Regions from separate parts of the Mus musculus genome. Here regions 2, 3 and 4 are each linked to region 1. Evidence: chromatin loops called from intact Hi-C (ENCODE). Cell type or tissue: heart. All regions are shown on one strand. Each heading gives the region's core, and the rest is flanking DNA. Links, peaks and the distances in the headings are about the cores only. Region 1 overlaps Ccdc162 (coiled-coil domain containing 162). Region 2 holds the start of Gm33058 (a long non-coding RNA gene). Region 3 has its middle 19 kb from the start of Foxo3. Region 4 overlaps Ak9 (adenylate kinase 9).

Region 1 (8,041 bases), core at 2,634-6,633:
GGGGAGCAGGGTGGGGGGAGCTGGTAGGGGGCTTTGGGAATAGCATTTGAAATGTAAATGAAGAAAATGAAAAAAAAAAAAGATCGCTCTCCTGTAATCTCTGGGTAATAAAAGGCTAAACCTGTGACTGGGCAGGGGAGAGAGGAAGGTAGAACTTAGTATCGAGTAGGGGGTCTCAGGTAGGGACCAGGAGAAGGACAGATGAGGTAGAAGGAGGTGGTCGCCACGAGGCAGGATGGATCATGAGACTGGACCATGATCACATGGCCAATAGGAGCTCTCATTGAGGACACGCATGAAATAAGACTCAGTTGACAAGTAACAGGGCATGTACGTGGTTATTAATAGCTTAGCCGGGTTATAATAGTCTCAGAACTTACCCAGTTTAGGTTTACAGCTTATTAATATATTCTGATGTCTCTGTGTTGTTTACTCAAGAGCTAAATGGGAAAGAGTGGAGCAGAACCCCCCCCCCCGGCCCCCACAAAATACTACAAGAGCCTTGTGCTCTTCTTTTACAGAGATTCAGAAAAGCAGCGCATAGAAACCATGGACAGCGTGTATAAGTTCTCCTCCACAGAAAGGATAGTGCTGTTGGAGAAGGAGCTGGCGGTGAAGCTGAGTGAATTGAAGACTGAGGTAGAAGATCAGGGACTCTTTCCAGGAACAGGCAACCGGATCTTCAGGTAAATTCAGTGTCAGGTGGGGCTGCTGAGACGTTTCCCTCCCCTTCCCATCCTATGATCGTTCTGCCCTGAGCTTTTGCTTCAAAAACAGTTGACGTCATGTCCAGCTTAGATAAATGACACTCAGTGACAGTTTTCAATGTCTTTCCCCCGCTACTAATGGAGCCCAGCCTTGCTTAGCTGTGGAGATCAGATGATGTCTTAGTTAGGGTTTTACTGCTGTGAACAGACACCATGACCAAGGCAAGTCTTATAAAAAAACAACATTTAATTGGGGCTGGCTTACAGGGTCAGAGGTTCAGTCCATTATCATCAAGGTGGGAGCATGGCAGTCACCAGGCAGGCATGGTGCAGGCAGAGCTGAGAGTTCTACATCTTCATCCAAAGGCTGCTAGTGGAAGACTGACTTCTAGGCACCTAGGATGAGAGAATTAAGCCCATACCCACAGTGACACACCTACTCCAACCAGGTCACACCTATTCCAACAAGGCCACACCTCCAAATGGTGCCACTCCCTGGTCCAAGAATATACAAACCATCACAGATGAGATCTGGGTGCTAAGGCAGTATACCATAGAGCATGTGCCTTTTATGTCAAGAATAGTCATGATAGATTGTAAGCAACATCTTATCTAACAAAGTGGGGAAATATTACGCCATTTTCCTAAGTTTCAGAAGCTACTATATAAATGAAAAGTTTCATTTTGTTCAATGACACTTGGTAAGACACTTAAAAGCTGACATAATGCTAGATATTTGGCGGTGGGTTCTGCGAAACACTGTTCTGTCAAGGGCCCTTTTGGAGGTCATTCCTGCTGCTCATAGCCATCAAGTTGCTTCAAAGGAGCAGAGGACCTGGATCACTGAGTCTTTCCAGCCCAGGCCTTTACAACCATGTCTGTTAAGATGAGAAACCTGCTGGTTTGAGCAAGTGTGGTGTGGATGGCCAGAGGTGTCTGGAGGAGATCAGGGAATGACCGTATGTTCACACATTTCGACTTCATTCCAAAGTGGATTTTAAGAACAGGCAGTCTAGATGTTTTCCTTGGTGTCTGAGGTAGATGCAGGATGAGGAGTGAGGCAGAGGGATGCTGGGACCAGGCAGGTTAACAATGCTCTTGATCCTTTATATGCAAATGAGGCAAAAGCGGCTGTCCTACCACAAAGATCACTGGACAGTGCACACTATTTTGAAAACTATGACATTCCAGAGATAATGTTGATATCGCAACTTTTATGCCCTACAAGGACTCTGGGCTGTGCCACATGACAGGAAGGTTTCTAAAGGGACTTTGAGAGAGCAGTGATGGAAGATCCTATATTTCTCCGTGACCCAAGCCACCCTCCACTGTAGCCATCTGGAAGAATCTAAATGATGCTGTTTTCTAGGTGTGGTAAACGCCCACTCTGGTGGATCACTTAGAAATCTCTCTTATCACCCAGCTGAAAATGACCCTTCTTCTCCTTGTTCTTCCTCCGTAATCCCCATGTGCTGTGTGTGAGCACGTGTAAGTTCAGGCTGGAGGTCAGGGGACAGCCGAGAGTGTCAGCCCTCACCTTCTGCCCGTTTGAGACAGGTCTTTTAGCCACTACTGTGTATGCCTTGCTAGCTGCCTCTGAGCCCTCCCATCTCCATCTCCCCATTAGGAGAACCAGGATGCAGGCGTGCACACCGAGTCTAGCTGGGGACCAGTTTAGACCTTCACACTTGCATAGCAGATGCCTTATCTGCTCTGCCCATCTTTTCTTTCTTCTTCTTCTTTTTTTAATCAATTACTTTATTTAAATTTTAAAACATTTTACGTTCTCATTTAACACCCTGAGCCCTGGACCTTGCAATAGTTATATGTCCATGAAGCCCTCTGGATAAGTGGACAAATATCACAGGAGCAGCATTTGCTGAACTAAGAGCATCTCCTGTGAACTGGCTGCTTACGCTCTGCCGCCTCCTTTAGATCACCCACAGGTGCATTGAGGTTAAGGAGAGGAGTGACATAGCTAGAGACACAGTTGGGCAGCCAAGCCCGTGCCTGCTCTGGCTCCCAGCACATCAAGGATGAGAGACAAGAATGCAAGGGAAACCTCCTGCGATTTCCTGTCAATAGCTGCGTCCCTGTCTTGTGGGTCATTGCTTCTCTGCTCCATGAAGATTCAGAAAACAGACAACATACCTGTCATTGATGGCTGATTTTACTCTCAAGATCTTCTTCTTCCTGCTCTTCCTCCTCCCTCCTTCCATCCCTCCCTCTTTCCTCCCTCTCCACCAAGGGCTAGGAGAAGAGATAAGGCATGGATTGTCTCCAACTGTCTTAGTCAGGGTTTCTATTCCTGCACAAACATCATGACCAAGAAGCAAGTTGGGGAGGAAAGGGTTTATTCAGCTTACACTTCCACGTTGCTGTAGATCACCAAAGGAAGTCAGGAACTGGAACTCAAGCAGGGCAGGAAGCAGGAGCTGATGCAGAGGCCACGGAGGGATGTTCTTTACTGGCTTGCTTCCCCTGGCTTGCTCAGCTTGCTCTCTTATAGAACAAGATTACCAGCCCAGAGATGGCACCGCCCACAATGGGACCTCCCACCCCTGATCACTAATTGAGAAAATGCCTTACAGCTGGATCTCATGGAGGCATTTCCTCAAGGGAGGGTCCTTTCTCTGTGATAACTCCAGCCTGTGTCAAGTTGACACACAAAACCAGCCAGTATACCAGCTTCAAAAACCTGACACCAAGTGTCCAGGTGGGTGTTTAGGCTTCTGTGGCCCTAGGGACTTGCTGGCTTGGGCCATCCTTGCCCAGTGACCCTGCTGATCTTTTCTGTGGCGTCCCAGTCCTATTGCTTATACTGTCAAAGTGAGAACATGTATTTCCTTTTCTTGCCTTCTGTTCCCGCCCCTTAGTATTGGAGACTGAACCCAGGGCCTTGCCCATGCAAGACAAGTGCTCTAGCCACTGAGCTACGCCCCAGTCTCTTAACAGAGCATTTAACAGAAGTACTGTCCAACAAGGGAGCACATTACCAGTGCATTTTACAACATTATCTCAGGACTCTTGGGGCCAAGCGGACAATACCAAAGTAAGCTTACTGCTATGTCCCTCTGGCTCCCTCAAGTGTATCTTAGAAATATCACTGTGGCTCCTTGGCCAGGGGCTGCAAGCTAGGAATCTGCTTTGCTGCTGTCCTCTGGCATTCCCAGGGCTGCCAAGCCTCACGTTGCCCATTGAGCTCCATGGGGACAGCACTAATCTTCTGTCCTCGAGCTCCACTCCTCGCTTGTTGTCCAGCTTAGGGAAGGACTCCCTTCTCTGGGCTTGAACAGCCCATCCTCCATGTCTGCTCTGTGATTCCTAGGGTCCAGCTGTGTTCCTGAGGCAGCAAGTGTGGTTAAAGTTTTCCTAAAGGATTTCCCATTTGATAGTTCCATGTCGTTTCTACCTTCCAACAACCCACCATGAACATAAAAATAAAAACATTTTGTTTCAGTGATTAAAGTGTCAGTGTTCTATATCAACTAAAAAGACAACAAGGTTTAATAAGCACACTGTGTGTCAGACACAAGATTTCCCCTCTAAAAGGAATACAAGTGTGTGTGTGTGTGTGTGTGTGTGTGTGTGTGTGTGTGCGCGCGCGCGCGCATGGGTGGAGTAGGGGACTGGGGTAAATCAGAGGAAAGACTCTGGAGAGGAGAAAGAAACTGGCCAGGGAAGGGTTAGCAGAGATCAAGTATATCAAAGTAGAAGAGGGTGGCCTTTATACCCCACCACCACCATGGGCCAGAGTGACATTCCTTCTGGAAAGGTTGGGAAGGGTCACAGCGATCAGGCTGGCCGCCTGCTATCTGCTCTATCATAGCATCCCGTAACACAGCTTCTGTTGCACAAACCTCCCCGCAGCTCCGTTCAAATACCAAAGGATGTCGCTCACTTTAGACGCGAACGGGAAGCGGCTCTGAAGAGAACTCTCCAGGTGAGAGGGGGGCATGGGCGGAGTCAGGAAAACAAGTTCGATTTAGCTAAGGGAGAAAGAAGTTCGCAGGAAAAGCTCCCCACCCCCACCCCGGCAAACAGCTGATACTTTTGAACAAAACAGCCCCACATCCTGTTCATTGCTAAGCTAAGCAAGTGCGAATCATTGTATCCTTAGATAGATCGGATGTTTTGACATTTGAAATTTGGTAGATTGAGGATGTTTGAAACTCATTCATTGTTTGGGTTTAGGTGGCTGAGTCCAAGCCCCTTGTTATTCAGGCAGATGTCCTCAAGAGGGAGCTAGAGAGCTGCCTAAGGCGAGAGTACACACCGGAAAACCTTCCTCTGCTTCTGTTGCAGGTAGGGTCATCTTGCAATCTGAAAACATACTTGGAGTATATTAGAAAGGAATCAGCAAGCTGACTTTTAGGTAGCTCCTGTGGGCAAGTGTTCTGGAGATGGGTAATTTGCAGACTTGGTGTAAATGCTTTCTTCATCAGAGATCATTTCGTTCTCACAGCTAAGTTCAGCTTAAACTTGTTGGGCTGAGAGATTGACCGGGTCTGCCTAAATACTGTTTGTGCCGGTCTTCCACTCTGCAAGGAAAAAAACAACCTCCATCTCCCAAAGGCCAAAAAACAAAAACAAAAACGTTTATTTCTGAAAACCACTCTTAAGAAAATAATTCAAAGTAGGAAAATAATTTGCATTAAAATTCCTGCAACATTGTAATAAGAGTGAGAGATGGAGACAGGAGGGAAGAAGGGAAGGAGAGAGGGAGGGAGAAAACCAGCCAGCCTTACTACCGTCAAGAGAAAAGCAAATCAATGTAGATTGCTATTTGATAGACTATTGTCCTTCCATCGAGTGTTGTTGTTTTTGTTTTGTTTTGTTTGCAAAGGAATTACTTCATCTTGTGATATTAATTAAAACTATGTATGCACATTTGATAATATTGATCATATTGACCAAAGACAGAAGAATCCCTAAGCTTAGGTTGCAGGACAATGAAACACCCCTGAACTTTTATATAGCTTCTCAACTTTGCATAATCATGTAGTATTTAAAGTTTTTAAATGATTTATTCTTCACTTCTATTAAATCATTTAAGGTAGTCCATGTTATGAGTTGTTTCCCCTCTTAAATAAAGTTAGCTCTTTAGTAAGTAGTTAGTGCTAATCACAGAAGATAATGAGATTCTATTTGCAAGTTAAAATGTTGTTCATTTAGAATTTTTCTCTTTATAATTGTCTTTCTTCCTTCTTTTCTTTCCTCCCTCCCTCTTCCCTACCTGCCTCTCTCCTTACCACCTCCCTCCCTGCCTCCCTCCTTCCCTCCTCCCTCCCTCTTTCCCTCCTCCCTACCTGCTTTCCTTCTTCCCTCTTGCTTCCCCTCCTGCTTCCTTCCCTGCCTGCCTCCCTTCCTTCTGTTTTCCTGGTACTCACCATTCATTTTTGTGTAACAGGGTTCACAATGGAGGGAGAGGAAGGGTAGGGATAATAGATATTTGTGTCTGGAGATGTTCTTGGCTTCCAGAGTTTTGGGGGCAGTGGACATAGACGACTGGAGCATCTCATGTTTAGCTACCAGAGGCTAAGGATGATGTCGCACACTACTGCACAGAACATCCTGCAACTAAGAATTATGATGCCTCAATTGTCAACAGTGATAAGGTTGGAAAAGTTCTAGAACAGCCTGGATTTCCATAATATATTCATTCCTGTATTATCTGGAGAGCTTTCTTTAATGTCACTTGTAGTTCATGCCGGCCAGGAAGACATTCTCATGGTGTTTGTTATTTTATAAAAATGATTTTTTCTTTAATTTTATAAAGCTATTTTTCCTTGGTTATAGAATTCTGGACTGACAACTTCTATCATTCATTATTTTAAAGGTGCTACTCTATTCTCTTGTGACTTGAATGGATTCTATCTCGGAACACAATATATTTCCTGTTCTCTGGCTGTTTTAAGCTTTTAATAATTTTCAGATGTTTTATTATAATATATAGTGAGATTTTCTTTGCTTTTCTCTTGCTTGGAGTGAGACTTAACTTTTTGGATTGTGAATTTATTTATTTATTATTTCCAAATGAGGGAAGATGTCTCTTGGCTTGCTATCAGAGGCTTCATTCCAGGGTCACTTGTGCAAATCTCACAGCATTCACCTGGAAGGGACTAAGGTATAGTTTCTTATGGAGCTCGATGTGCGTGACCATGGCCCAGGAGCACAAAGTCAGGGTCTCGCAAGTTCCCTGTTCCAACATGGTAATGACATCATAAAGTTCTCATAGTAACACAACAAAGAAAAGTCACAAATCAAGACACTTTCAAATACACTGGTAGGCAAGTTACAGCTTGGGGGAAATCTCAGCTATATGTCTTGATTGCTATCTGGTGGTGTTTTTAGCCTTTTGGTTGGTGGAATGCCATGGGCAGACCCAGTCAGGGTCCCTCAACCCGGGGAGAATCAAGGTTCCTGTACTCAGGTGGGCAAGGAGTGACAAACAGACAGGAACACAAGAGAGTGCTGAATCTGAGTATAATTTCTCAAAGTGAGCATCAGGCTTATATAGTCATTACCGAAGAAAACAAGGTAGTTAGGTGATACATCAGCCAAAATTCACTGAAGTCATCCTATGCATAATGATTCTTTACACAAAACAGAAAAATGCATACATAAAAGCAGCAGGAACCAGGCAGTGGTTACAACTGAGATAAAATCAGCCCTACCTAAAGTCAGCTATTCTTAGAAGCCAGTTGTGAGGGCTTTATGCTCCAGGTACAAGGGCTTCACACCCTAGCCACAATTCTAGTCTATTGTGTAACCCACCACCAGGGGTCCCTTAGTAAATACCTAGCTATGCTATTTTTGGAAGTATGCACTAGGGAGGTCCCTTTCTTGCTAACCTTTCTGTGAATAACAAGATACTCTAGTTCCTTCTTAAACCACAACCCACCTTCTTCCTAGACCATTGTAAATTCCTGCATCTAGGAGTGACTCAGCTGTTATTCTAAGTGTTTGTGGGGAACCTCCATTTACCAGAGGAGCCCACCAACTTTCTTCTATTATGTAATGTAGTCTGCCATACATGACTGTAATGAGAATTCTAAATTTACTTTGTTGAACTTGCCCTGAGATTCTAACTCTTATCCAGTAAACTGCAATACCTGATTTCTTTCACTATCTCTCTTTCAACACTGGAGGGATTTTGTCTGAATAAGTAACATTTTTACAAGATTCCAAGCCCAAGGTCAGCTCAAGGATTGACTAGGATGTTGGGACACCAGTGGTGGACAGGAAACAATGGCCAATCTAACTTGGCTATGTGTCAAATCATTCCTTGGGGGCACCTATAATAAAACAATACTGAAAGAAAGCACACAAAA
Region 2 (8,041 bases), core at 2,045-6,044, 270 kb before region 1:
GCACGGCGTCTGCCTGCCTGATTCTGGCCATTTGCTAGTGCAGGTAGGTGCTGTGCTCGACAAGGTTAGAGGGGTTAAATTAGCTTTCTGACACCGTTTAAAGTAGCAGCAGATGAGAAGCCTCCGCATCCGGAGGCAGGCCAGGGTCTCGGAGATCAAGGGAAGTGGCCCCTGGCTAGTCAGTGTGTGTCCCGTTACAGGAGGCTGTTTCATGGCTTTCGGCAGAACCTTCCATATTGCTTGCATAGTTCTGCAGAGAAAGCAGGGCCGAAAGCCGGGCTTGGCAGATGTGGAGTCCCGGAACTGAGAGGAGCAGGGGGATCAAGAGTTCAAGGTCCAGAGGCAGGCGGATTTCTGCGTTCGAGGCCAGCCTGGTCTACAGAGTGAATTTCAGGACAGCCAGGGTTACACAGAGAAACCCTGTCTCAAAAAACCAAAAAAAAAAAAAAAAGAAAAAAAGAAAAAAGAAAAAAGAAAAAAGAAAAAAAAAAAAAAAAAGAAGGGAGGGAGGCCTGAGCTGAGCCTCATGGCACAGGCCTGTCATTCCCAGCCAATCAGGAAGCTGAGGCAGGAGAATTGAAAGCAATAAAGGCTCCATTGTAAGACAGAAAGTAAGGAGAAGACTGAAGAGGTGGGGCCATGGTAGAAGGCATAGTTTCCATCCTCAGTAAAGGGGAAGAGCAACAAAGCAATACGCATGGAGGGGCGAAGAGTCTCTGAGCTCTGCTCATCCATGTGTGTGATGCTGGGGATTTCCCAGCCAGCCCTAAGGCCACATCTCTGTCTGCAGTGACTGGAGTTAATGACATCGGGTGGAGTTTTTCACAGGCCCTGTGGATGCCATGCAGCTCTGGGACCACGGGGAGGCAGGTAGTAAACAAGCAGGTATCATTCATCTGGCTACAACAGGAAGAAAATTTTTCTTCTGCTTAGAGTTTTATTAGTGCTCTTGTGACAGATTAAATTTCTCAGTTAAATTATTTCCACCAAAACTTCCCTAGCTCTCATATTGCTTTGTAGATGAGATTTTCACCCCTAATAGCATTTATACATCAAATAATCGCATCTTTGATGTAGTAACTCATGGGATTTGAAATGTGCTTGTCAATTAGTGAGGATGGATTGATCCTTTGGTGTGCTCGGAGGCGTCGGGAGGACATGTTAGAAATCAGATTTACACCCTGACTTCAAGATTCTTAAAATATTTATGATGATTATTAATTTTAGATTTTGGTCCTCCATTTTGAAAGGATTGTAAAAAAATAAAAAAATAATCTCTTTTGGTCAAAGACAAGGCCAGACCATGTTTTAGCAAGGGGCACTTATAAAGCACTTTTCTTTTTTTATGTTGACTGAATTTTGGGTCATTTGTGGGGTTTTGTTTTTGTTTTTGAAAGTAGTTATTTCTGATTACACAGTGATGGTCATTTCTGTTAAAATGTAGGCGATATAAGGAAAAGTATAAAAGCTATCCGAGCTAGGAGTGCGGCAGCACACACTTGTAATACTGACATACCTGGGAGGCTGAGGCAGGGGGATCATAAATTCAAGGCCAGTTCAAACCTATCTCAAAGCAAAACAAAACAAAAAATAAAGATGTTTTTATCCTGAGCTATATGGACATACCTTCAACAACATAGTCTTTGTGATATGTATTCTCAAATGAACCTATGTACACCAGGCTGACCTCAAACTCAAAGAGATGTCTGCTTCTAGAGTGCTGGGATTAGAGGCATGTATTAAAGATACACCTGGCTCTAATCTGCATGTTTTTCATTTATTTATGTATGTATTTATTTATTTTTATTTCATTTGCACTTGTGTTGTGCCTGCATGTGTGTCTCTGTAAAGATGTCAGCTCCCCTGGAACTGGAGTGAGAGACAGTTGTGAACTGCCCTGTGGGGCTGGGAATTGAAGCTGAGTCCTCTGATAGAGAAGTCAGTGCTCTTAACCACTAAGCCATTTCTTCAGCCCCTCTAATCTGTATTTTTAATAGTCAGTTTGTTTCATGTCACCTCTTCTCTCTTGGTTTCTTCGTGTCCATTCAGACAGCTTATATTGTTCACAGTATATTTAATACTTTTTAATAATCTCATAGGTTTTAAAAATGGGACAGTAAAAATTCTCTTGCCTTACCTCTATCAGCTTACTTTTCACTGTTTCACCGCTGTGATAAAGATATGCCCATGTGGTGGGTTGAATGAAAGCGGTCTCCATAGGCTCATATGTTTGACTTCTTGGTCCTCAGTTGGTGGAACTGTTTGGGAAGGATTAGAAAGTGTGGCCTTGTTGGAGGAGATGTGTTGCTGAGGATGGCTTTGAAGTTTTAACTCTCTCTCCCTCTCTCCATCTCTCTCTCTCTCCCTCCCTCCCTCCCTCTCCCTCTTCCTCCCTCTCTCTCTCCCTCTCTCTCTCTCCCTCTCTGCTTGCTCCCTGTAGGTCAGGTTGTAAAGCTCTCTGCTGCTTCTTCAGTGCCATGCCTGTCTGTGTCCTGCCATGATTGTGGACTAACCCTCTAAAATTGTTAGCGGCCCCCAGTTAAATGATTTATTAGAGTTATTAGGAGTTGCCCTGGTCATAGGTTCTCTTCACAACCGTAGAACAACAGTAACTAAGACAACCTCAAATTCTCAACCATGCTGATCTTTGTTGGATAGTGTTTGTTTGTTTGTTTCAAGACAAGATTTCTATGTGTGGCTCTGGCTGTCCTGGAAATCACTCTGTAGACCAAGCTGGTCTCAACCTCTGAGATCCACCTGCCTCTGCCCCCTGAGTGCTGGAATTTGAGGCAAAGTCTCTCTTTGATTATAATTTTCTCTCTCCATCCACCCAAGTGCAGGGATTACAGGCATGGACCTCAGTATCTGGCCCCTTTTTAATGTCACAGATTGGGCATTCTCGTCTAGTTGAAGACATTTTTCCAATCTGTTATATGTCTGTGGTACCATTTTATATAATAAAAATAAAATCCATTGATATAAAGGAACATTTAGTGCTATCAGGAGCAAACATATGTCAGATCAAGAAATGAGGGCACGGAGCTGGAGAGATGGCTCAGCAGTTAAGAGCACTGACTGCTCTTCTGAAGGTCCTGAGTTCAAATCCCAACAACCACATGGTGGCTCGCAACCATCCATAATGAGATCTGACACCCTTTTCTGGAGTGTCTGAAGACAGCTACAGTGTATTCACATATGTTGGGAAAAAGAAAGAAAGAAAGAAAGAAAGAAAGAAAGAAAGAAAGAAAGAAAGAAAGAAAGAAAGAAAGAAAGAAAGGGAGAGAGAGGGAGAGAGAGAGAGAAAGAAAGAGAGAGAGAAAGAGAGAGAGAAAGAGAGAAAGAAAGAAAGAAAGAAAGAAAGAAAGAAAGAAAGAAAGAAAGAAAGAAAGAAAGAAAGAAAAGAAAGAGAAAGGAGGGCACTAGGTAGGTGTGGTTGTTAGGGCCATAATGTCAGGTGTTTGAAGCCAAAAATTTTCAAGTTCAAGGCCAGTCTGAGTTAAATAACAGGCTGTAGTCTCAAAGAATAAGCAAGCCCTACTTCTCCCTCCAACTTGAAATCAGATCCCTGCTGTGCTGTTTAGCTGCCCCACCCCCACCCCCTTCCTGCTTTTTATTTCCCTTTTCTGGGATTAGCCCTAGACCTACTGGGTCAGCCCTTCCATTCAATTTCCTCCAAGGGGCACTGTAGAGCTTCACACCACCCACCACCTTCACATCACAGCTGGTTTGGTTGTCTTCAACACCTTTCTCTGAACCTAGCATCTGGTAGAGACTCTGTGGGGACCACAGTCTGCACCCCGTATCCTATGGATCTGGAGAAAGTGAAACTCACTGTTGCCACTTGAGAGCATGCCCCTGCCGTGCACACCACTTGATTCGAGCAAGCTATCACCATGTTTGAGTGTTTACAAATATGGGTAGAAAGGGAGTTTGTTTTACAGCGTGTCATTTGCAGAATCCGCAAAACTGGACAGTCCTTCCTATTTAATTAAAACAAAAATGTTGGGCTGGATAGGCCAAGACTGTAAGCCCACCATTTCAGAGACTAAAGTAGAAGACTCCTAAGTTCAAGGCCTGCCCGAGCTATAGACAAGACCCATGCCAGAAAAGAATGTTTTAATCAGGGAAAGAAAACAGACAAGAAGCTGTTCTATACTGAATGCATAATAAAATGTAAGCAACATGGCTTCACCCCAAAATACTGCATATGCAAACACACACACAATTGAGACCTATACCCAACATGGGAAACAGCAGAAATACTTTCTCAAAGCAACCTTTGTCCATCTGCTAGGATGGAGAGTTCCTTCACACCCAGTTTTTAATGGCATACAAATTGTAGTGATTTATTGTTCACTGAACGAGACAGCTATTCTTCACTTAGGAACTTCCCTTCCTGTAAAGGAATGCTTTATCCGCCAGAGCAACTGGCCGCTAACTCACCTGACAGGAGAGAGCAGGCATTGCCTTTCTCCTCTGCCTTTGCTTGGGAAGAAGCAGTTTCCCAGTGGCTGCTCAGACTGCTTCTCCAAGGACAGCAAGTCTGGAGATGTGAGGAGACTCGGCGGCACCCACGATCATATAATGCCTTGGGTTCTGAACTATGGAAGGGCGGGGCTCATCACCATGGCTGGAGGATGAGTTTTATAACAAGCCTTCCAGTGCTGCATACCTCCCCAGGCACAGGCTCTGTCTGTGCCTAGAGTTTCACAAAATACTATACTGTGACGGCAGCTTACTTTAACAAGAGGAAAGGAGAAGCGGGACCAGGACAGGCTTGGATGAAGCCACCAATCAGGAAGGAGGGTTAGCGTACACAGCAGGGCCAGGAAGAATATGCTAAAGATATTTCCTCTGCAGCCAGGAAGATCCAGGGCGGGGAAATAAGGATCCACGCGCACTGTTTGCCGAGAACCGCTTGCTTGCCGGTATCTTAGCATGTCTGCTCAGCCCTGCCGCTTCTCCGTACTGTGAATATAGTCATCGCGGCAATGAAGAAATGCCTCTAACTTCTAACACGCAGTTGTGAAACCCAGTGTTAGAACTTCATCACTTAGTAATTTTAGCCTTTGACATGATCTCTGGATGACCTGGAACTCCTGGTGATGCTCCTGCCTCTGCCTCTCCCAGCTACTAGAGTTATAACTGCACACCCCGCCCATTCTTTGTCAGTGGTCACTAAGGCATCTCTCGCAGACTCCTTATTTTGGCACATCAACATTCTGTGTAATCTATACAACCTCCAAGTTCTCTCCTGTCTTAATGGGGCATGATTATTAAATTACAAGGATGGATGGGTGGTGGTGGTGCATCCCTTTAATTCTAGTGCTTGGGAGGCAGAGGCAAATGGATCAAGGGAGTTCAAGGCCAGCTGGGTTTCCAGGACAGCCGGGGCTAAAAATTAGAAAGATCAAGTCATACATCCATTTATCCTGAAACAAAAAGACATCCAGGTAGTAAATAGATTCCCAGTAATGAAAAATAGGCACAAGCTAGTGTTGGGGTGGGGGATGGGCAGGAGTCCTTCCGGTTGGGGAGAAAGCCATGGTAGGAAATGCTGTAGGCAGACCCCAGCAGGCTTGTGAATTAGCAGCACGTTCCTATGCGTGTGCGTATGCGGACTGCCATGAGATCCTTGGGAAAACTTGGCTCTAATGTGTTCATGTGTGCAGTGACGCTGCATGTTGTTGGTGTCTTATGTTTCTGCCAGACTGTATTCACCATATGCGAGACAACGTGAAACCTCTTGGGTTACCACAGGGGCTTGGATTCAGGCACATATGTGGTCTCAGTTGGGCAAAAGTCCAAAGAATGAATGTACTTTTACTAATAGAGAAGGACAGGTTTAGCTGAGGTTAGGAACAGTGCCACTTTGACTTTTCACTTGTGGGGCCCCCGTCTGTGGTCTCTGACTGTGTTCGTCATTTCCCAGCACCAGTGCGAAGTGAACCATTTTGCAGTTGAGATAAAACGTGAGGGACTTGAGGGATGGATAGCCCGCAACCGAGAAATAAAATAAATGTGTTTACAGACAAATGCCAAATAGAATGGCGGAGCAGGGGACAGGAGTTCAAAGTCTAGGGCTCCAGGCCACCTGGAGGCCTGCGGACGTCCTGCACCCCAGTTTCCTCATCTCACAAATGAGTAACAGAACCCTGTTCTTGCCTGCTCCAAGGGTTGTTTCAAGCAGCAAATGGGGTGAGTAGTTTGTCCCCCCGTGGGGTGGTGGCAGCTCATTTGCATAACACCTTTTGCTATATCAGAGGATAATCTTGCTGCGGGCTGCAGGGGTTGAAGAAGTGTCGTAATTTCCAGACACCTTACTTGCAGTGTGCCCAAAGGTTTCTTTGAAAGATGCTTTTTAGAGTTGGGAAAATGGCTCCCCTATGGCCCTGACTAAGGGTCAAGTTCCTGGAATGCTCCATTTTGCTTAGTCTCAGGACCTCAGGGAGAGTTCTGAGATGGGCTATTTGAGCCTTTTTTTTTTTTTTTTTTTTTTAAAGACAGAGCTTGTCTGTGTAGCGCTGGCTGTCCTGGAACTCATTATGTAGACCAGGCTGGCCTGGAACTCACAGAGGTCCACCTGCCTCTGACTCCTAAGTGTTGGTATTAAAGGTGTGGACCACTACTCCTAGGCCCAATATCATCTTAATGCAGTTTTCTCTATAAAAATGGCTTTCCTAGGGCTGAGAGTTTAGTTTCTTGGTAGAGTGCTTGCCTAGCAACTAAGGGCCTCAGTTCAGTCCCCAGCACCAAAATGCAAAATAAACTAAGAATGGCCTCTAGATATTGATTGCATGGTAAGACATCAAGACTCACCTAATTCATGAAGGACATGCAGCTTTGCCAGGCTCTCAGGGTATCTTATCTGACAGAGGACAGCTCATTGGAGAAGGGAGCATGATGCTCCAGAGCAGAGCTCGGTCATTGTTCAGCAGATAACTAGCCATGACCAAGATGGACTTTTCTCCCTTGATAAATGGAAAAAAAAAAAACAAAAACAAAACAAAACGCCAGTCCTCTTCGTTCCACTCAACATGTAGCAAAAGCGAGGACACTGAACTCTGTTCAATTCTCTTGTGGGCTGTCAGCACAGCTTCTTTTGTCATCTTTCCATTGGTTGCTTTCTGACTCTGTCTCTCCCGCTGCCTTCCCATTGGTTGTTTCCTGACTCTGTCTCCCCTGCTGCAGATAGAACAGTTGCAGCTCAAGGGTTTTTTTTTTACTTTGTTTCTTGGTGAAATGCTGCAGTTGGGAGTTGTGAATGGATGGCGCGGGCAAGCCCTTTAGAAGCTAAATAGGCACCATCTGACCTCCACTGTCTTTAAAGAAAGGATTTATTAGGTTTGAGAGATTAAGAGAAGTAACAGTAACTAAGGAGAACTGGGAAGTAGAGGAAGAGGCAGGGAGGCGGCAAACATCTCTCATATGTATGTGTGTATACATATACATGCACATATACATGCACATATACATATCTGCACACATATATATGTATATATACACATACATATATGCACACATATATATGTGTATGTGTATATGTATATATGTGGTTGACATATATGTTGATACATAATTATATATATAATAGTGTATATGTGTATATATATACTATATATATAATATACATGTATGTAAAATATATATGTATATATGTTGCAGAGGGAGAGACCTAACTAGGGTGCTACTGGCACAGAGAAGAGGCTCTGTCTAGTCACTAAGCCATCCATGAAAAGCAGTGGACCTAACTGGGCCCTGCATGTGAACAACAGGTGGCAGGAGTAGTTGAGGAAGACATGCTGAGTGAAGGATGCAGTCTAGAGAAAGACATGGGCCAGAAGACAAGCTTGTTGTCTGGAGGGTTGGGGAGAGGGGGAGACGCAGAAAGTAATATGGACGCATAGACTGAGAGAGTGAGAGTCTGTAGGGTGTGGATGCTCCCCCTTCGTCTTGGGTGATCAGGGGAGGGGAGGTTTTGAAATCCCCTTATTGTGGTTGGATCGAAAGCCACCCCATTGAAAACCTCCCCACACAGAAA
Region 3 (8,041 bases), core at 2,119-6,118, 600 kb before region 1:
CCAGAGCAACTTTGAAAAACATCAATGAAGGCGAAAGACTCATTCTAGCCAACCATAAGACTCAGAGCCACCATGATGAGAACAATGTGGAACTGGTGGGAAGTGGATCAGAGACTCATGAATGAAGAAGAGAGAGACAGAGACAGAGACAGAGGCAGAGACAGAGAGACAGAGAAAGAGAGGCAGAGAGAGAGAGAGAGAGAGCTTCACACTCATGGTTTTGAGAATGGTGTAGTGGCAGTGTAAGGGTCCTCACTAGTTGTTGGAGCAAGGGTGTGTTGAAGGGGTCAACGGGCAAATCCCCACCCTTTAAACACACTGTATTATTACAAAATTTAACTTAAAACCAACCATGACACACATATACAATGTAAAACTATAAAACATTTGGAAAAATTTACAAGAATGTCTCCAGAATCTAGGCCTTGGCAAAAATCTTCTGACTTGGCACCTAAGGTAAAAACACATACAAAGAAAACAGTGGTAAGCGAAGCTTCATCCAGAGGGAAATGTTTGTCTTTGGGCTGAAGGTTGGAGGAGAATCCCTGCACAACGTACACACAACACTCCTACAGAGCCACAAAGACATCTCAAAACCCAGCAGAAAAACCAGTCCTCTGGGGCTAGTAGCACTTGCCTGTGATCCTAGCACTAAGGGGGCTGAGGCTGATGTAGTGCTGTGAATTGGAGGCCAGCCTGAGTTATACTGCAAGACCCTGCCTCATAAAGAAAACAGAAGAGGGGCTGGAGAGATCCACTCAACAGTTAAGAGTGCTCACTGACTGCTCTTCTATGGGGCCCAGGATCTATGGCCTCTCACAACCATCTGTAAATTCTAGTTTCAAGGAATCTGTTGCCCTCTTCTGGTGTCTATGAGCACTACATACATGCTGTGCACAGACCATCACAGGCAAAACACTCATACACATATGTAAAACAATAACAAATCCCAAATCTAGAAGACAGGGAGAAGATGAGTGGGTTTCAAAAAAGTTGAGATAATACATGCTAAATATAGAAAAAGATGTTCTGCATCATGAGAGAGCAGGGAAATGCAGATAAAAACCACCAGGAAGCATCACTACAAATCTAACAGACTGAGGAAAAAACAACAACACTGAAAACTGCCACCCACCCAGCAACTGTCTCCTGCACATTTATGTCAAAGATATCATATCTTCACATAGAAACCCGCACACTGATATTCACAGAAGCTACATATGTGGCAACCCCAATAAACAACCAAAGTGGGTTTTTTTATTATCTTTTTTTAAAAAAAGATTTATTTATTAATTTATTATGTGTATGGTGTTCTGCCTCCTTGTACACCTGCAGGCCACAAGAGGGCAGCAGGGCAGCAGCAGATCTCATTACAGAGGGCTGTGAGCCACCATGTGGTTGCTGGGAATTGAACTGAGGACCTCAGGAAGAGCATTTGGTGCTCTTAACTGCTGAGCCATCTCTCCATCACCCCAAAGTGGTCTTTAAAGAGGGAATGGTTAAAGCATAGTACATCCATGTTGTGGAATTACCCACTGATTGAGAGAAATGGGCTTATGGAAAAAGCACCATCCCTACTATACACTGAGATTTCACTTGTGTGACATTCTGGAAGTGTTAAGATTACAGAAATAGAGTTAGGTTTATAGTTGTTGGGGCAAGATGGGCCTGGCGTGCAGGAAGTGCAAAGGAACAGGAGGGCAGAGCTCTAAGCACTGACTGCTCTTCCAGAGGTTCTGAGTTCAATTCCCAGCAACCACATGGTGGCTCACAACCATCTATACTGGAATCTATATAGAATTTGTAGTGATTTGAATAAGATGCCCCTTCCACATACCTGCCCATGGGCTCACGTGTTTGAATATGTGGTCCCCAGTTGATGGCACTGTTGAGGATTCAGGGGTGTGGCTTTGCTAGAGGAGGTACATCACTGGGGGTGGGCTTTGAGAGCTTAAGAGATTTCTGCCATTCTCAGTTGTTACTCCCAGCTTCCCACTTGCAGCTTAAGAGGTGAGATCTCAGTTTGCCACTGCAGTCATTGTACTAGCTCCTAGCATGCTTCCCTGCCATGATGATGCGGGATTCTTGTTTTAAAAACAAAAACAAAAACAAAAACATTTTGCTCTGTTGACACCACAGATATTTATTAATTTATTTAACGTATGAGTCCTGTATCTGCATGTACACCTGCATACCAGAAGAGGGCACCAGATCTCATTACAGATGGCTGTGAGCCACCATGTGGTTCTAGGAGTTGAACCCCAGGACCTCTGGAAGAGCAGAGAGTGCTCTTAACCTCTGAACCATCTCTCCAGCCCAGTAATGGACTCTTTAAAAAAGTTTTTATTTATTTATTTTTTATGTATGAGTACACTGTAGACATACAGATGGTTGTGGGCCTTCATGTGGTTATTGGGAATTAAATTTAGGACATCTGCTCGCTGGAGTCAATCCCACTAGCTCTGGCCCTGTTCGCTCAGGTCCAAAGATTTATTTATTATTATAAATAGGTGCACTTTAGCTGTCTTTAGACACACCAGAAGAGGCATCAGATCTTATTAAAGATGGTTGTGAGCCACCATGTGGTTGCTGGGATTTGACTCAAGACCTTCAGAAGAGCAGTCAGTGCTCTTAACCACTGAGCCATCTCTCCAGCTCCCCCACCCCCAATGGACTTTTATCTATTAGGAACAGCAAACCCAAATGATCTGTCTTTCTTTAAGGTGCCATGGTAACAGTGTTTCAGCGGAGCAGCAGATAAGTAACTCAGATGGCACTGTTCAGTATGGGGGCCTAGCCAGTGTCAGCATCCCAGTGTAAAATGCTACCTTTCAGTGCCCCTAGGGGGGAAACTGGGAAAGTGCACAGACAACCTCTCTCCGAAGGTCGTCTTACCATTGCATGCTAATGAACACGTCTCAGAAGTTTAATTATAGCTGGTGGTAGTAGCACATGTCTTTAATCCCAGAAGTCTGTAGACAAAGGCAGGTGGATCTGAGTACGAGGCCAGCCTGGTCTATAGAGTCAGTTCTAGGATAGTCAGGGCTACACAGAGAAACCCTGTCTCAAAAAACCAAACAAAAGTTTAATTTAAAAAAGTAAATCTAAAACAAATGCTTTCTAAAAGTTATATTTGAAACAAAAATGGTTTAAGAAAGTTTTAAGCCTGGCATAGTGGCACTTGCCTTTAATCCCATCACCCCAGAGGCAGAGGCAGGAAGGGTCTCTGTGAGGCCAAGGCCAGCCTGGTCTATGTAGTGATTTCCACTCCAGCCAGGGCTACATAGTGCCATCCTGTCTCAAACTGTTGGGTCGGGTGATCAGGGAAGGAAGACAGTTTTGTAGGTGTGGACATCAGTTCATGTGAAGGAATTTTTGGTTGCACCACAGACAGATAAGGAGAGACTGAGTGTAGAAATGCTAGTTTGTTTTGAACAAAATCTCCTGTTAGGCAAGCTAGCCGGGAGCGCTTCTTTCTCTTGTCTCTGCCTCTCCAGTGCTGTTAGGACTACAGGTGTGCAGTACCATGCCGACCTCAGGCTTGGGATAATAGGCACAGCGCTGGGAAATTATCGAAGCCCTGGGTTTAAGCCCCAGCATCATAGAACTGAGCATTCGGGAGGTGGAGGCAGAAGGATCAAGTTCAAGGTCATCCTTCACTGCATAGCTAGTTCAGTACTGCTACTACTACTGCTGCTGCTGCTACTACTACTACTACTGCTACTACAATCAGTGTGAATTCCAAAGTGGATATTTCTGAGTGTGTTAGCTTGTACCTGTAACCTCAACACTCAGGGGAGTGAATCCAGAGGATTACTGAGAGTTCAAGGCCAGCTTAGGCTACATGATAAAACCCTGTCAATACACATATACATACATATATACACACATACATATACATTATGCATAAACACATACAAATATATACATATATACACACATACATACACACATATACAAACATACATATACATACATACATGCATACACACATACATAATATATACATACAGGCAGACATATACACACATACATATATTACGCATACACATACAGACATAATATACACACACACACACACACACACACACACATATATATATATATATACATGCATAATACATAATACATACACATAATACACACTCCTACATGAGTATTGATATGTAGAGTGGTGGGCAGTGAACCCCAGCAAGTCACTGGGCTGCCACAGCACTGTTTTTCTCTTCCCTGCCTTCATCTCCTTGTCTTTAGAGCAAGCTCGTCCTCCCAGCCACAAGATGGCAGGAGAAGATCAGAAATTCAAGCATAGTCTCTGCCTCTGATGAAACCTATCACAGTGCCCTGGCACCTAGTTAGAAAATACTTTTCTTTTCTTTCCTTTTCTCTCCTTTCCTTTTCTCTCTTTTCCTTTTCTCTCCTTTCCTTTTTCTCTCTTTTCCTTTCCTTTCCTTTCCTTTCCTTTCCCTTCCCTTCCTCTTCCTTTCTTTCTTTCTTTCTTTCTTTCTTCCTTCCTTCCTTCCTTCCTTCCTCCCTCCCTCTCTTCCTTCCTTCCTTCCTTCCTTCCTTCCTCCCTCCCTCCCTCTCTTCCTTCCTTCCTTCCTTCCTTCCTTCCTTCCTTCCTTCCTTCCTTCCTTCCTTTCTTCTCTAGTTTTCTTGGTAACAAGGTGCAGGCTAATGCAATCACACTTCCCAGTGTGATCTTGAAAGCTGCCAACAAGAAATGGGCACTGCGATTCTGTGCTCTTCTCCCTCTCTGCCTACAAAGTTGGGGCCCTGTTGTGGTCAGCCACACCGTGATAAAACCAGTGAGACTGAGCCCAGCAGATATAAGTGTTTCTAGAAAAGGGATGTCATGTGCCATGCTGCCTGTACCCATCATCTGCCACACATGCAGGTGTCTTGGATTCTTACTAGCAATAGACCTTGGGATGTGTGCCAAACATGTTTGGAATCCCAATGTCATTCCTAGTATGGTAAGCTAGTGTCCCCAGCTGGGTTACAAACATTCAGACAAAGCCAACCCTTGGCAGGTGCCAGTCAATTAAAATACTCATTTCCCCATGAGAAACACTGGAACCCAGGAAGTGTGGTTGAGATCTGAGTGGTTTCCACTGAGCCAGGCCCTCTTGGCCTCTCCCTGTTAGCTGGAAACAAGGCAGGATTGACCTAGAGGGCCTCGAGTTGTGGGTAAATAGAAGAAGCACTCGTTCATCTGAGGGAACCTTCATGGCATTGTGTGAAAATGATGGCTCCTTCATCCTGGTCCATTGGAAAGAATTTACCCCTCCTGAGTACGTCTGAGTGTCCCCATCAGGGCAGGTTAAGGGTCCTGTTTTAGAGGTGACTCATTGTACTAGAAGTTGCTGAGAAGCAGCTGCCTCTGGCCAGTCAGCCAACCAGCTGTGTGTGGGTGGGTGTGTGGGCTCGGGTAAGGTCACCCTCCCCAACGCACTTGTACTGTGGTTTCTTGGTGTCTTGAGCAATGTAATGGAACTGTATGTTTGAGCCTTCCTCAGAGGTCTTTCTGTTCCCTTCTGCCCCTCCCAGAGCTTCCTGGGTAGTGGCCAAGAGGTAGAAAACCAAAGGAGTAAGGCTTACCAGGACGGACACTAGAGATAAGGAGGTCAAGTGCTCAGTTGTTCTGGGGGTCACAGTGCTCCAGGGGCAACTGTGGTGCTCTCTCCGGTGGAGCAGAAAAGCCTGGATAGCAGTCTGAGCTGTGTCTGTGAGAGAGGCTTCTGGAATGGTCATCTTGAGCAAGCCTGGTGGTTTACAAGAAAGGGACTTAAGAGCGAAAGTGGAGACTTGCCTCTGGTATAATGCTTTGGAGTGCGCAAGGCATGTTCTGAAAGCTGCAATCACATGCAGGCACCCGCCGCTGCTTGGCAGCACAGACTGGTGGCCCTGCTGTGTGGCTGAATGCACACAGACATAACCCCTATGTTGGCCATTTTGCAAAGATCCAGGGGAGAGGTGGGGGCAGTGGCACTTGGCAGCAGCAAGGGTAGGGAGCACACAGCTAAGGGGTTACTGATGATACCCAGAGAGAGACGGATGTCAGACAGCATCTCTGGATGCTTCCAACCATGATCACAGCGGCCAGCGGCACTGAAGATTGAGGCTAATAGATGTAGTTGCAAAGCAGACCAACCCACCCTAGGTAATTGCAGGGCTCACACAGGCAAAACAGCTGGTCAAGTGCTTGCTGAGAGCTCCACTGGCCGACCCCACTTCACCTCCCAAGGTGGTTCTGAAGGTTGAGGCTCTCAGGAAAACAAGACCCCGACCGTGAGACTCAATTCATCCCTGGGGTGAGTCACTATTCAATCTTTTAAGAGTTATGCTAGATTAGTATGGAGAAGTGGAACTGGTTATAAAACCCAGAAGACATGTTGGGGTCTTCATAAAAGCACATCTGCTTCCAAGGGGGGATTCTGCCAGGTGTGCTGGTACATGCCTCTAGTCTTAGAACGTGGCGAGTGGAAGCAGGAGATGTCAAGTTAAAGCCAGCCTGGCCTATATAGTGAGACCCTGTCTCCAAACATCAAAATACCTAAATAGAGACTAAGAAGGTTCTTTTCCTATCTGGCTCATTCTTTTTGGTGAGAGTGGGCATGCTTCAGTCAAGGGGGACAGAGGAGGCTGGTACCTGTACCTCTAAGGTGCGATTTCTTGCCAGCAGGAGGTGTTGGCAGTTTTTCCTTAGCTTTGTTTCTAATGAAAAGGGAACAGGGGATGTAAGAACCGAGAGACTTGTGGGGCTGTGGTGGCGCATGCCTTTAATCCCAGCACTCAGGAGGCAGAGGCAGGCGGATTTCTGAGTTCAAGGCCAGCCTGGTCTACAGAGTGAGTTCCAGGACAGCCAGGGCTACACAGAGAAACCCTGCCTTGAAAAACAAAAACAAAAAAACACGAGAGACTTGACAGTCAGATAGAGAAACTGTCCTTTGGGAAAAATTTCCAAGTCTTTTACATATGAGGGTCCGTTTTGGTGTTAAAGGGTGCCCAGTACGCCAACAACATTGCCATTTTACTTTGTATCCACTGAGAGAAGGAAACAACCCATAATCATAGCTATAAACGGAACCAATGGCATCTTAAATGCCTTCATGGGTGAACGAGATGTTTTTCGTCTCAGCTGATGTTGGAGGACAGCGGCAGACCTTTTGTGATGGCTGCCCTAAACCCAGACGGAGAGAGCGGACTTAACCGAATCCTTAAGAAGTCTATCCTTAAGCAGGCTGAAGAGATGGCTCAGCGGTTAAGAGCACTGGCTGCTCTTCCAGAGGCCCTGAGTTCAATTCCCAGCAACCACACATGGTGGCTCACAACCATCTGTAATGGGATCCTAATGCCCTCTTCTGGTGTGTCTGAAGATAGCTACAGTGTATTCGTATACATAAAATAAGTAAATAATTCTTTAAAAAAAAATGAAGTCTACCATCACAACAGGTCTCCTCCTGGTTCCCACCCTCTCGGATCTCCTCCTTTTCATCCCCCACCCTCTCACAACCTCCCACTGCTGCTTGGCAATAGCACCACAGGAGGCAACTGTTATCCTTATAGTAAGGTAGTGATGTCTTGGCCTTGAAACTTTTTTGTGTGTTTTTTTGTTTGTTGGTTTGTTTGTTTTTTGTTTGTTTTTGAAACTTTTCCTCCCCATAGTTGTCTCTGGAAGCTCAGTAACTGGGGTGGGGGCGGGGATAGTGGGTTCAGTGAGACAGACCAGCAACTGCTTTGAGTCGCCAGGCTGGGCAAAACTGAGAGATGAGCCCATCCCCTATCTTTGGACTTAAATCTTTTCTGGTTTGACTTTGTTTACTTACTTATTGTTTTGTTTGTTTGTTTGTTTTGTTTTTAAAAAATGTGTGCGGGTGCTTTGCCTGAGTGTATGTATGTATACCACATGCATGCAGTGCTTGAGGAGGCCAGAAGAGGGCGATAGATCCTCTGGGTTGGACAGCTCCACCCCTGCAACCCCTAAACCCAGAAGGAAGCTCACCTGTAGTCAGACCTCTAGGTCTTGCCAGCCTAGTGA
Region 4 (8,041 bases), core at 2,567-6,566, 260 kb after region 1:
GCCCCCCGACTTTGAGGGTTATCCTGGGTTCAGGGGGGGGCTCCTGACCCTGACCTCCCTAGTCACCTAAGGTTAGGAGGGAGGTCTGGGGCCTCAGTCCTCGGGGCCCTCGTGGCTTCTTTGGGCAGTCCTTAGCCCAGTGTCCCTTTTCTTTGCAGTAGGCGCATTGGTCCTTATCAAGTTGGGGCCTCCTCCGCTCTCCCCCCTGTCTATCCTGTCTCTGACCAATAACTACAGTGGCCAAGAGCTTGCTCATCTCTCTATGTCTTCTGCGGTCCCTTTCTTTCTCTCTCTGCTCATCCTCTGCCCTACGGCGTTCTTCTTTTTCCTCTGTTTCTCTCTTGATACGTTCCTCTCTTTCTTCCGGGGTTTCTCGCTTATTAAAGATCTTTTCAGCTTCCCTCACTAAGTCTCCTAAGGTCTTGCTCTTTAAATCTTCTAACCGCTCTAACTTTCGCCCGATATCCGGGGCAGACTGCCAGATGAATGACATAGACACATTGGTTTCTTGCCCTGGGTCCTCAGGGTCATAAGGAGTGTACCTGCGATAGGCCTCTTTGAGTCTCTCTAAAAAGGCTGAGGGAGACTCATTAGGTCCCTGGGTTATCCCTTTTACCTTGGCCAAATTGGTGGGACTTCTGCCCGCGTTCTGGAGACCCGCTAAGAGCAACTGGCGATAGAGGACTAGGTGGTTCCTACCTTCTGTAGTGGTGTAATCCCAACCGGGGCGTTCAAGGGGAAAAGCAGCATTGACTTCATTAGGCAACTGAGTGGGGCGTCCATCATCGCCCCGGACTGCCTTTCTAGCCTCTAGGAGCACCCGCTGCTTTTCTTCTCCGGTCAGCAGGGTCCCCAACAACTGCTGACAGTCGTCCCAGGTGGGCTGGTGGGTGATGAGGACGGACTCAATCAAGGCCGTCAATTTACCTGGATCTTCAGAAAAGGAAGGGTTATTATTTTTCCAATTGTATAAATCCGAAGAGGAAAACGGCCAATACTGAAGCTGGCCATCTCCCCCCATGCGGAGTGGAAATGCCTGGGAGGTGGTGGAGTCCACTGCGGGAGGGTCTCTCCTTCCCCGCAGTCGAGACACCATGGGAGAAGGGGGGGAAACCTCGGAGGTGGTGGCCGCCTCTTCTTCGTCGTTCTCCCTGGCAGAGGAGGAGGGTTGTGCTCTGTACGGCGGGGGGTCCTCTGTGAGAAGGTCAATGAGGGGTCCGCCGCTATCAGGGAGAACCTGGGGCTTAGGAGGTTTGGACTTTATAGAGGGGGTAAGGGCAGGGTAAAGGGCAGATCGGGACGGAGGTTGCGCAGAAGGACCGGGCGGGAGGACGGGAGCTGTCGGCAAGGGAGGAAGTTTAGGAGACACAAACGGTTTGACCCACGGAGGGGGGTCATAGGCAAGTGCCTCCCAGGTGACGATATATGGGACCTGATCCGGGTGTCCGTGGGGACCAGGACAAAACACTCTAGACTTAACCTGAGAGATAATACTTAAATTGAAAGTACCATCCTGAGGCCATCCCACATTGAAAGTTGGCCATTCAGCGGAACAGAAGGTAATCCAGCGCCTCTTCCTGACATCCACAGACTGGTTGGATGCAATGCGCTGGACATCTCCCCAGTGCTGCAAGGTTAAACTCAGAGGGGTAGTTACGGTCTGTCCCATGATCTCGAAAACACTTAAAGACAGAAGAAAACTAACGAAGAACAAAAGAACAACAAACAAATCAGACGCGCGGCGCGGCTTCGGCGTAAAACCGAAAGCAAAAATTCAGACGGGGGCGGGAAGTGTCTCTGTTTCTCGTCCCCCAACAAAGCCACGTACAGTGGCGGAGCTCCAAAAAGTCCGACTCGGGTAGGTTAACTGATACAGAATGGGCCACAAAACGGGCCCCCGAGGCCGCTGGGACGTCTCCCAGGGGCTGCGGCCGGGAATACGAACTCGTCAGTTCTTCCGCGGAACCGCCAGATACAGATCTAGTTAGCTAACTAGTACAGACGCAGGCGCAAACATTGGATGCCGGCACAAACACGCACGAAGACAGAGACAGACACGAAACGACCGCTGGCCAGCTTACCTCCCGGCGGGGGGTCGGTGGTCCCTGGGCAGGGGTCTCCAAATCTCGGTGGGACCTCCAAATGAAAGACCCCCGACGTGGGTAGTCAATCAATCTGAGGAGACCCTCTCAAGGACCAGCGAGACCACGATTCGGATGCAAACAGCAAGAGGCTTTATTGGGAACACGGGTACCCGGGCGACGCAGTCTATCGGAGGACTGGCGCGCCGAGTGTGGAGTTTTTACCCTTTTTATAGGGCTGGGGCTGGGGAGCAAAAAGCGCGGTTACAGAAGCGAGAAGCGAGCTGGTTGGTTAGTTCGAATAAGGCTTGGGGTATTTCTCGGTCATTTGGGGAAACTGAGGTGGGACTTTTTAGTTCTAAACAATGTCTATTTTCAAGAAATGGGTATGGGAGGGGTACGAGGAGAGGGTCTAATGAAGGTTCAACAATGGGCACACACCTGGTCAGAACATTGGCAGACACACAGGTTCAAGGAGTGGCCAGAGCTCTGTGCACCTCTATTTTTCTAAATCAGTGAAGCTAGTTCTGCTAACACTGACGTCTGAGAGCCATCTGTTCTTGGCCCTGAGCCGGGGCCCAGGTGCTTGACCACCGATATTTGGCCCCTGTCCCGGTATTATTCAGCCTTAATCTTTAACTGTTAATCTTTAACTGAACTTTCTTGTAACTTTTGAGAACTTAGCTCTGGTACTTTTTCATGCCTTGCAAAATGGCGTTACTGCAGCTAGCTTGCTAAGCCTGATGGTGGGGTCTTTCACATCCTTCTCTCACCTCCCATCCTTTTTCATTTCCAGCCTCCCTTTCACGTACCCAGTTCATCCATGGCTGCTGGACAGCTACACAAACTGAGCCCACTTGGAATGACTTTGGGTCCTACACCTGGGTTCCTAGTTCCAGCCTTAAGTTCAGTGGGAATGAGTAGAATCCAAATTAGCAAACATAATCCCCAGACAAGTGATATGCAGAGGATATGGACTTGCTCGGGGGGAATGTGAGATGTTTCTTGGAGGTCCCTAAAATACTTGGAGCCAATCAGCATGGGCTGCTGCCCCTCAAAACCTGAAACTCAAAGGGGATGGAATATGCTGTTAGGCTTAATTGCTAAGGGATGCCAGTATACCCAACTGGCTGAAAAGACGGGCCGTGGAAATCTCGTTAGAAATGAAAAGGCCAGTAAATTGTAGTCTGGTGAGAAAATGGTAAATTACAAATATTAAAAAATTGGTTATGTGGGTGGGGTGGCCGGAGAGATGGCTCCAGGGTTAAGAGCACTGTCTGCTCTTCCAGAGGACTTGAATTAGATTCAGCGCCCATATGATGGCTAACATTCGTCTATAATTCCAGTTCCGGGGTATTGGCACTCTCAGACATATGTGCAGGCAAACCACCCAGGAAGAAAGAAAGGAAGGAAAGAAGGAAGCAAGGAAGGAAGGAAGGAAGGAAGGAAGAAAGAAAGAGAAAAAGAAAGAAAGAAAGAAAGAAAGAAAGAAAGAAAGAAAGAAAGAAAGAAAGAAAGGAAGAAAGAAAGAAAGAAGGCAAGCAAGCAAGCCAGGCGTGGTGGCGCACGCCTTTAATCCCAGCACTCGGGAGGCAGAGGCAGGCAGATTTCTGAGTTCGAGGCCAGCCTGGTCTACAAAGTGAGTTCCAGGACAGCCAGGGCTATATAGAGAAACCCTGTCTCAAAGAAAAAAAAAAGAGAGAGAGAGAGAGAGAGAGAGAGAGAGAGAGAGAGAGAGAGAGAAAGAAAAGAAAAGAAAGGGAGGGAGGGAGGAAGGGAGAGAGGGAGGGAGGGAGAGAGAAAGAGAGTGAGAGAGAGAGAAAGTGGGTGGTGCTTAAATCCCCAGAAAAAAAGTTTTTGTAGTCAACTCCCAGTCTTCTAATAGGGTTAGGGGAATTTTCTTTTTTCTTTTCTCTTCCTCTCTCCCCCCACCCCCACAACTCCCTCCCTCTTCCTCCTTTTTTTGAAGCAATGCTCCCTATAGCCTGGGCTGACTTTGAACTTGGACTGTTGTTATGTAGCCAAGGATGACCTTGACATTCCGATCCTCCTGCTTCCACTTTCCAGGGCTGGAATCTCGAGCATGTGAGGGGCTGGGGATGGAACCCGGCTTTCCTGCATGTGAGCTAAACATCTTCCAGCCAAGAGGCATCCTCAGCCCTGTATTCTAGCTTAGTTTTTATTTAAGAACTGTATATTAAATTTCTCTCTCTCTCTCTATCTCCCCCCCCCCTCTCTCTCTCTCACACACACACACACACACACACTCATTTTTAAAAAGATTTGTTATTTTTATTTACGGGTATGTGTGTTTATCTGTGCATGAGAACAGTACCCTCAGAGGCCAGAGACTCCCTGAAGCTGACATTCTAGGCACTGGTAAGCGGTGCTGCTAAGAGGCTGCTTTCTGGGCCCTCTCTATGCCCTACATTTTTAAACCATTTAACACTTTAGCTGTTTTATACAGCTGCTAAACATTTGTCCTTATTTTAAAAACACATTCGGGGGTGGGGGTGGGGGGCTGGAGAGATGGCTCAGTGGTTAAGTGCACTGACTGCTCTTCCAAGGTCCAGGCAAACTACATGGTGGCTCACAACCATCTGTAACGAAATCTGGCGCCCTCTTCTGGAGTGTCTGAAGTCAGCTCCAGTGTACTTACATGTAATAAATAAATAAATCTTTAAAAAATAAAATAAGATAAAAATGTATTCAGATCTAACAATTTTCCCCTCCCTTACACTCTTTTGACATATTTCATAAAAATCTGCATTTCCTCTTAGAACCCTAGTGACTTCTAGCTATAGAACCACATATTAAGCATATTTCAATCAGGGAAGAATGGGGGCAGCCTGTCAGTTACGACGGATTTTAGTTATTTTGTTGGGAAAATGACAGTGTCTTATGTTCAGAAAATATACAAACAATTTCTTATGTAAAAAGTATGACCAAGATTTCTATTAGTTTTGTCTCTTGAAGGTTTCTAATGTTTACTGGGTAATTTTCTTTAATAGAGACTAGCTTTCTACTGAAAATGTGAAAGGAAGGAATGAAGGAAGGAAGACAAGGCTAGGCATAGTAGGAAGACAAGGCTAGGCATAGTAGCACACACCTTTTTTTCCTTTTTAAAATTGACTTTAGGGCTGGTGAGATGGCTCAGTGGGTAAGAGCACCCGACTGCTCTTCCAAAGGTCCAGAGTTCAAATCCCAGCAACCACATGGTGGCTTACAACCATCCTTAACGAGATCTGACTCCCTCTTCTGGAGTGTCTGAAGACAGCTACAATGTACTTACAGTAAATAAATAAATCTTTAAAAAAAAAAACAAAACAATGAATTAAAAAAAAAAATTGACTTTAGGGCTGGGCAGTGGTGGCACACTCCTTTAATCCCAGCACTTAGGAGGCAGAGGCAGGCGGATTTCGAATTCAAGGCCAGCCTGGTCTACAGAGTAAGTTCCAGGACAGAGAAACCCTGTCTTGGAAAAAACAAAACAAAACAAAACAAAACAAACAAACAAATAAATAAAATTGACTTTACATCCTTATCGATGCCCCCATCCTGGTCCCCTCTCAAGGCCCCTCCCCCTCCTCTTCTCCTCTGATCTTCTGAGAGGGAGGAGGTATGTCCCACCCTGGCACACAAGTCTCTGCAGGGCTAGGAGTGGCACACATATTTAATCTCACACTGGGGAGGCAGAGGCAGGTGGAGTTCTGTGAGTTCCAGGCCAGCCTGGTCTACCTAGTGAGTTCCAGGATGGCCTGGGCTGTGTGGAGAGACCCTGTCTCAACCTGGCCTCCCCATAAAAGAGAAAAAAAAAACAACAAAAAACAAAAGAAAATACATGTAGTACGTATTTTAATATCTCAAATGGAATGCCTATTTTGTGGGAGCATCAAATTTAGGGGGAAAAAAGGAATAAAGTTGAAAGCTGCATGAATACTCAGAGGGTGACCCTTCCTGGTTAGGCCTTTTGAGTCCATCTGAGGCCCAGGAACTACATACACAACATTAGGCAGGAGGGAAGTATACTTCAGAAAATGCAGGGTATTAATTCTGCTCTTCAATTCCCTCTGTCCCTTGGAGAGTTCTGGGATTTGGGTCTCTGTAACGTAAGCAAGCTACCCAGTAACTGGGTCTATGTTTTTCAAGGATAAAAATGTCTGTAGCTTATGGTCGAAGTCGATGGCTCTGAACTGAGGCTCCTTGTACTTCCGGGTCATCTTGGAACTGAGGTACGTTATGAGTTCGCATCTTTCCACAAACTGCTCCAGCTTCTTCTTATATTTTTTCCTTGAATATTCAGAACCCTTGGGATTGAATGCTGTAGAAAATGTCACAGAGTTGGGAATGTTTTCTGACAGGTGGTTAGTAAGCCATGCCAGAGGAGAACTTCACGTGTAAGGAGAGCACACCCAGCCAAGGGGGAGATGGTCCCATCCCACATAGGTTAGAGGGCTGTCTAGCTTAGGTCATCATTTTCTGGACTCGCTTTTCTCTATGGCATGGATTTTTGAGTGCTGACTCTAAGTTTTGTTTTTGAGAGAGGGCCTTACTAAGTTACTGGACTGAGCTAGAGTCGGCTCCGTAGCCTGGGCAGGCTTTGATCTTAGTAATCCTCCTCAGCCTCCTGCTGGCTTTTACAGACCTGCACCACTGGGTCCAGTGCATCGTCCTTGATTGAAAAACTCGGGATTTCAGTTTTGATATTTTCCTATAGATATTTACCCTGTATTTCATTTGCCCCCTCCCATGCAAGCAGACAATCAACCTCGTTTAACAACCCTGTCTACCACGTACGGTACAACAAGTGCGCAGCTTTTCTGAATGGGGCATCATTTCAGAAAGGCGTACCTTTGAGATGAAACGCTATGTAAAGGAGCACGGACCTCCTCACACTTAGGAAGGGGAGCTTGGGTTTCAGGTTCCCTGCCGCATTCATTGCCTTGATCAGGGAAGTTGCTGTCCCCTGCAGGTAAGAGACAATTTAAATCAGTGTATATCTGAGTTCAAGTTTGTTCTTAATGAAGACAGATCAAAGTCTTTTTCTTTTTATCAAATAGCCTTCCTGGGATGGGGATGATTAGACAACCATCTAGTCGACAGGAAAGAAACACACTACATTTGATGAGGAAATGCAATATAACTGGACGTAATGCGGGCTGGTGGGGGCCGCATGCCTTGAAGTTAACAAAGAAAGATGGAGTTACCTTGGCTCATGTCTGCTTGTGTGGGTGGCACTGGTGGCCTGCCTCCTACTCTGTGTTCTTGGCCACATGACAAGGAATTCCAGAGACCAGTGTCACTGTGACCAAGTTCCTAGAGCTGTGAAGGTAAAAGAGGCCTTCTAATAAAGCAGGGCCTTAGAGAACACCCCTCCCTGTGTGTTCTTCCTTGGTAGGTTCATAGAGAGCCCATGGAAAGCTAGCTTTGTCTCCAGCTCTCCCTTCTGGTTTTCTTTCAGATATTTCTGAGGCATTCTTGCTATGTAGCTTACTCAGGTATGTGTCATTGGAGACTAACTTTCTAGGGAAATTGACAAAAATAAAGTGCTTAAGAAGTGACAAAGCTGTAAAACTGAGCTTTTGACATTTATTTTGCAGAAATAAAATAATAATAACAATAACTTCAGAAGGCTAGTGAGATGGTTCAGTGGGTAAAGGTTTGATCCTAGAAACTCACATAAAATTAGAGGGAGAGAACCAATTGTGCAAAATTGTTGTCTGACCTCCACACACATGTCCCCCTCTTGTGCACACCTAGTGTGTACACATGCACACGGAGCGACACACACACACACACGTGCAAGTAATAACTTAAAGATTAAATAACTTTGAAATACTATTTGACTAGTGACAAATTTTACTACCTTTAAAAATAATTATATCTGGATGAATAAAATGTGATTTGGACAGACAGTTTAATATGGATTTGGGATAAATAGTGGGTTTAGTATTTCACCT

What was found. Hi-C counts contacts between places; a loop is a spot of excess contacts. Peaks named below come from ENCODE experiments on the same cell type or tissue, not always from the same donor. Only the 100,000 strongest peaks of a DNase experiment are listed, where the experiment ranks them.
Region 2: it touches region 1 in a loop (3-fold over the local background); 5 of 42 quality-filtered maps call a loop at or near these places.
Region 3: it touches region 1 in a loop (5-fold over the local background); 22 of 42 quality-filtered maps call a loop at or near these places.
Region 4: it touches region 1 in a loop (5-fold over the local background); 18 of 42 quality-filtered maps call a loop at or near these places.

Annotation. Positions count from the first base shown.
Region 1 is chr10:41,686,996-41,695,036 of GRCm38, reverse strand. Ccdc162 (coiled-coil domain containing 162) reads left to right here. Exons shown (of 48, transcript NM_001358562.1): 2 at 522-686; 3 at 4,578-4,650; 4 at 4,902-5,012. The coding sequence starts at 550. Among named protein-coding and RNA genes, the nearest start is that of Mir3473b, 20 kb to the right of the region's middle. In heart, for the core only: a CTCF peak has its summit at 4,940 (motif pointing right); no DNase peak of the experiment used is centred there; H3K4me3 peaks cover 999 bases; H3K27ac peaks cover 542 bases.
Region 2 is chr10:41,955,641-41,963,681 of GRCm38, reverse strand. Armc2 (armadillo repeat containing 2) reads left to right here. Exons shown (of 18, transcript NM_001034858.3): 10 at 1-43. It overlaps Gm33058 (a long non-coding RNA gene), which reads right to left and starts at 4,775. Exons shown (of 3, transcript XR_380266.3): 1 at 4,444-4,775; 2 at 2,138-2,258. In heart, for the core only: CTCF peaks have their summits at 3,486 and 3,689; DNase peaks (open chromatin) are centred at 3,711 and 4,661.
Region 3 is chr10:42,291,462-42,299,502 of GRCm38, reverse strand. No RefSeq gene overlaps it. Among named protein-coding and RNA genes, the nearest start is that of Foxo3, 19 kb to the right of the region's middle. In heart, for the core only: CTCF peaks have their summits at 2,188 (motif pointing right) and 4,272 (motif pointing right); no DNase peak of the experiment used is centred there.
Region 4 is chr10:41,431,447-41,439,487 of GRCm38, reverse strand. It overlaps Ak9 (adenylate kinase 9), which reads right to left. Exons shown (of 40, transcript NM_001370813.1): 39 at 6,933-7,047; 40 at 5,920-6,402. The coding sequence ends at 6,200. Among named protein-coding and RNA genes, the nearest start is that of Zbtb24, 15 kb to the left of the region's middle. In heart, for the core only: a CTCF peak has its summit at 4,720 (motif pointing left); a DNase peak (open chromatin) is centred at 4,667.